2 separate regions of the Homo sapiens genome follow, and region 2 is linked to region 1. A link is an interaction called in ENCODE POLR2A ChIA-PET data of the cell type or tissue named here. Cell type or tissue: A673. All regions are shown on one strand.

The links. ChIA-PET counts read pairs that join two places held together with the same protein. Peaks named below come from ENCODE experiments on the same cell type or tissue, not always from the same donor. Only the 100,000 strongest peaks of a DNase experiment are listed, where the experiment ranks them.
Region 2: POLR2A ChIA-PET joins it to region 1 with 6 read pairs; 7 of 35 experiments call an interaction of 5 or more read pairs at or near these places.

The regions. Positions count from the first base shown.
Region 1 is chr4:109,682,153-109,684,652 of GRCh38, forward strand. It overlaps MCUB (mitochondrial calcium uniporter dominant negative subunit beta), which reads left to right. Exons shown (of 8, transcript NM_017918.5): 5 at 430-590; 6 at 2,291-2,494. It also overlaps a transcript of CASP6 not described here. Among named protein-coding and RNA genes, the nearest start is that of CASP6, 20 kb to the right of the region's middle. In A673, no CTCF peak of the experiment used is centred here; a DNase peak (open chromatin) is centred at 949; H3K27ac peaks cover 536 bases.
Region 2 is chr4:109,807,519-109,810,018 of GRCh38, forward strand. No RefSeq gene overlaps it. Among named protein-coding and RNA genes, the nearest start is that of GAR1-DT, 6.6 kb to the right of the region's middle. In A673, no CTCF peak of the experiment used is centred here; no DNase peak of the experiment used is centred here.

The DNA of each region.
Region 1 (2,500 bases):
CTTAGTTGGCCTAGGAAATCCAGCTAGTTCTGTCTCTCACGAGGTCTTTGTAAAATTTGTGTCCTGCTTTTGGGCAAAAAGGGAGAGGCCAGAGAGCCTTTCTTGTAGCTGCTTATGCTCAATTGCCTTCAGCTGAAAATAATCCTTATGCCAAAGTCATTTTTTTGGTGACTTTTTTTTTTTTTACCTTGTATATGAACTGCTCTTCAGATCCACACTTTGTTGTTTACTGTGACTCTCTTTGTTGAAAAGTACACTTGAACTGCTTTTCAAATGTATATTACACCTTTGTTTACATGTTTGTACACCAGCTTCCTTACCCTGTGGATCCTAAGATAATATTTGGAAAGAGAATTGGGGACCGAAAGATTTACACACCCTGCGGGAACAATGTGGTGACTGGCTTGTTTCCCTTGTGTCTTTTCTCAGAAAAACCAAGTAATGAGCACACTGCTGAGATGGAACACATGAAATCTTTGGTTCACAGACTATTTACAATCTTGCATTTAGAAGAGTCTCAGAAAAAGAGAGAGCACCATTTACTGGAGAAAATTGACCACCTGAAGGAACAGCTGCAGCCCCTTGAACAGGTTAGGAAGCATCACGGTTGAGTATATTTGAAAATAATACCTAGTGTTTATTGAGTGCTCCTCATGTGAGCATTTTTCTGAATGCTTTCCATATGCTAATTTTCTCCTTTACGCCTCACAAAAAACCTGTAAGTTCAGTGCTTTTATCTTCCTCATTTTTCAGATGAGGAAACTGAGCAACAGAGCTGTATCGCTAATACATGGTAGAGCCTGGACTTGAGCTCACGTGGCCTGTGTTCAGAGCTGCCATCTTAAACTCTATGCCATGCCTCCTCTCCAGAGATCAGTCATAATGTCTCTGTAAATAAGTATAATATGAGCAGGGCAGCACTAGCTGGAGTCCTACCTCCCTTTCCTTTTTAGAGAATAGGCCCAGAGCCCCTGCTGTGCCTAACAGAATTGCAGCTGGAAAGTTGGTAATGGCTAGCATCTAAAGTTAATCAATGGTGTGGAAAAAATAACTTTGATTTGGGGGGATAGTTGGGGAAATTGGTTTGTTTCAAGGGAAAGAATTGCATTCTTTAGACTTATAATCCCATTTGTGGTTTTTATTTAAATGGGAAGGTATATGTGTATCTTTGAATATGAATGGAAAGTTTCTGGAGATGTAAGGAAGTTTTAATAGTGATTACCTCTAAGGGTATTTGGAGGATGGCAGAGAGAGGGACTTGTTTGGTTTTTTTTATCGTTTACCATTTTAGTTTTTTCTTTACTTGTAATATATTTACTTGGATTAAAATTTTAAAATCTAAAGTTTTCCTCCCACCCTGTCCTCCACACAGTTACTATATTCTCCACACTTATGAATCATTTCAGATTTCCTTTATCTGTGTACAAACAAATACATTCTTATTTTATTCTCTTTCTCAGAAAAGGAAGCACACTATTATGCACTATTCTCATCTTTTTTCAGTGTATTATAGAAATCTCTCCTTATTGGCACAGAGCTTCATTACAGTTGTGTAATATCTTGATGGGCATATGGATTCTTTTAGGACTTCAGCTATTGAGAATGAATCTGTAATGGGTTTTGTGTATGCAGGTATATATTCAGAATGAATTCCTAGAAGTAGAATTGCTGAGTCAAATAGGCCTCTAATTTTAGTTGGGTTTCAGAGGATGACTTCTGAGTTTTCAATTGTATACTTTACTATTCATTTTTCCAAGGGCAGTTATTACCTTTATAGTTTTAAAGAGTTTTATTAGTGAGCTGATTTGAAATGAGCATTTACTCATTCATGTATGTTTCATAAATTGTTTTTCCATATGTCTGACCTCTTCAAAGTAATGCAGATGTGCATTTGTTCAAGAGTTCCTCTTTTCTTTTTTTTTTTTTTTGACGCAGAGTCTTGCACTGTCGCCCAGGCTGGAGTGCAGTGGAGTGATCTTGGCTCACTGCAAGCTCCACCTCCTGGGTTCACGCCATTCTTCTGCCTCAGCCTCCTGAGTATCTGGGACTACAGGCGCCTGCCACCATGCCCGGCTAATTTTTTGTATTTTTAGTAGAGACGGGGTTTCACCATGTTAACCAGGATGGTCTCGATCTCCTGACCTCGTGATCCGCCCACCTCGGCCTCCCAGAGTGCTGAGATTACAGGCGTGAGCCACCGCGCCCGGCAAGAGTTCCTTTTCATCTTGCTTTTTGTCCCTTTAGTTGGTGTATTTGTAAACAGAATTAACAGTTTTTCATTCCCCCTCAGGTGAAAGCTGGAATAGAAGCTCATTCGGAAGCCAAAACCAGTGGACTCCTGTGGGCTGGATTGGCACTGCTGTCCATTCAGGGTGGGGCACTGGCCTGGCTCACGTGGTGGGTGTACTCCTGGGATATCATGGAGCCAGTTACATACTTCATCACATTTGCAAATTCTATGGTCTTTTTTGCATACTTTATAGTCACTCGACAGGTGAGT
Region 2 (2,500 bases), 130 kb after region 1:
TTCAAAGAAATGGAAACCCTGTAGTCTTAACTTTGAATTGGAAATACCGCTATGACCCTCAGTTTTTTTTCTTTCTAAAAATAATTACCTTCTAGTTGTCCACTGTGTCCACTGATAGGGCCTAGAAGTCCTAACAATCCAGAAGCAATGAGCACTCCTTAGTGGCAGATTGTCTTCTCTACTTACCATTTTCCATTTAAAAAACTAAGGCTCTTTGGAGAAAGGGCGATTCCACATCTGGGGCATAAAATGTGAAAGAAATATTTTGTACCAGAAAGCAAGGAAGCCATTGGAGGCTAGTTGGTGGTATTAAAATACTTGAAGGGGCTCTCAAAGATGAAATATTTTAAGCATTATAAGGAACAATGATAGCAAAAAATTGAAATAAAAAAGGAAATTTCTTTATTTCAGTTAATAATTGCAAAATAAATGATAGAATTATCATATTACTATTTTGCACTACCTTATGAGCCAATGGATCTAGTGATGATCACCAACAGCTGCTAAAACCGTTAGATGAAAAGCTGGCAGGGAACTCTAAGAGATTGATGAGGCTGATAACACTGATCCTACTGACTGATCTCATCTCCAAAGAGGGACAACCAGACTTTATGTGCCTCTTCCTGGGATGGTAGGAAGTATTCTTGCAGGTCGAAAAAAAAAAGAACCTGAACACAATCAAGTCTCTAGATCTCACTATCAATTAACTATCAGTTTATGGGAAATACAGAGGATAGAAAAACAATTTATACCACCACAAGGATAAGAAATATTATGTGTCTCTTCATGGGACGGTAGGAAGTATTCTTGAAGGAGGAAAAAAAGAAAAGAAAAGAAAAGAAAAGAAAAGAACCTGAAAACAATCAAGTCTCTAGATCTCACTATCAATTAACTACCAGTTTATGGGAAATACAGAGGATAGAAAAACAATTTATACCACCACAAGGATGTAATCAGTGAGAAAGTAGAAAATTCTACATGACAAAAAGACTCAGTATTTTCAACAAATAAATGCCATGGCGGGGCAGGGCGGGAAAAAAAACAGGGAGAGGAAATTGACACAGAATAAAAGAAAATTAAGAGACATATCAATAAAATACAATGTATGGCCCTTGTTTGGATCTTCATTTGATTGATCCAATTATTAAATTACATTTTGAAATAACTTGGAAAAATTCCACATGGACATTCGCTAATACTAAGAAAATTTTTGTTAGGTGTGGTAATGGTACTGTGCTTATGTTTTTTAAAAAAGTCCTCTGCTGGAGATTTATGAACAGAATGTTTACTATAAAACACTCTAGCAATAATAATTTTAATAATAACAGTGAGGAAATAGGAGGAATAACATTTGCAAAAGGCTGAAGGTGTTGTACAGAGAAGTTCATTATATTGCTCTTTCAACTCTTGTTTACGTTTGAAATTTTCATAATAAAAACCAAATAAAAGAGAAAGTCATGAGTTCACATTAATATTTACAATTAATGGCACCTTGGCTAAGTACTTCTTTTTTTTTTTTTTTGAGATGGAGTCTCACTCTGTCACTAGGCCAGAGTGCAGTAGCATCATTTTGGTTCACTGTAACCTCCGCCTCCCAGGTCCAAGCTATTCTCCTGCCTCAGCCTCCCGAGTAGCTGGGACTACAGATGTGTGCCACCATGGCCAGCTAATTTTTGTATTTTTAGTAGAGACGAGGTTTCACCATGTTGGCGAGGATGGTCTTGATCTCTTGACCTCGTGATCCACCCACCTTGGCCTCCCAAAGTGCTGGGATTATAGGTGTGAGCCACAGTGCCCAGCCTTTTTTTTTTTTAGGTGGAGTCTTGCTGTGTTGCTGGAGTGCAGTGGCACGATCTTGGCTCACTGCAACCTCAGCCTCCCGGGTTCAAGTGATTCTCCTGCCTTGGCCTCCCGAGTAGCTGGGATTACAGGCCCACGCCACCAAGCCCGGCTAATTTTGGTATTTTTAGTAGAGAAAGGGTTTCACCATGTTGGTCAGGCTAGTCTCCAACTCCTTACCTAAGGTGATCTGCCCCCCATCAGTCTCCCAAAGTGCTGGGATTACAGGCGTGAGCCACCATGCCTAGCTTCAGCTAAGTACTTTTAAAATTTTGTTCTAATATAAAAAATTTCAGCCCTATTCCTAGCTACCAGCCCTCTTCTCTGTCATTAGCAATACAGTCTCCCAACTTACAATGGTTACACTGAATAATTTTTCTACTTTACAATGGTGTGAAAGCAATAAGCATTCAGCAAAACCTGTATTTCAAATTTTAAACTTTGATCTTCTCCCTGGCTAGTGATATGCGTGCAATATTCTCTTATGATGCTGGACAGCAGCAGCAAATGAGACTCTCCAGTGTGCTGTGCTGCCAGATGGTTTTGCCCAACTGTAGGCTAATGTAAGTGTTCTAAGCACCTTCAAGGTAGGCTAGGCCATGCTATGATGTTCAGTATGTTACATATATGAAATGTATTTTCCACTCAGATATTTTCAACT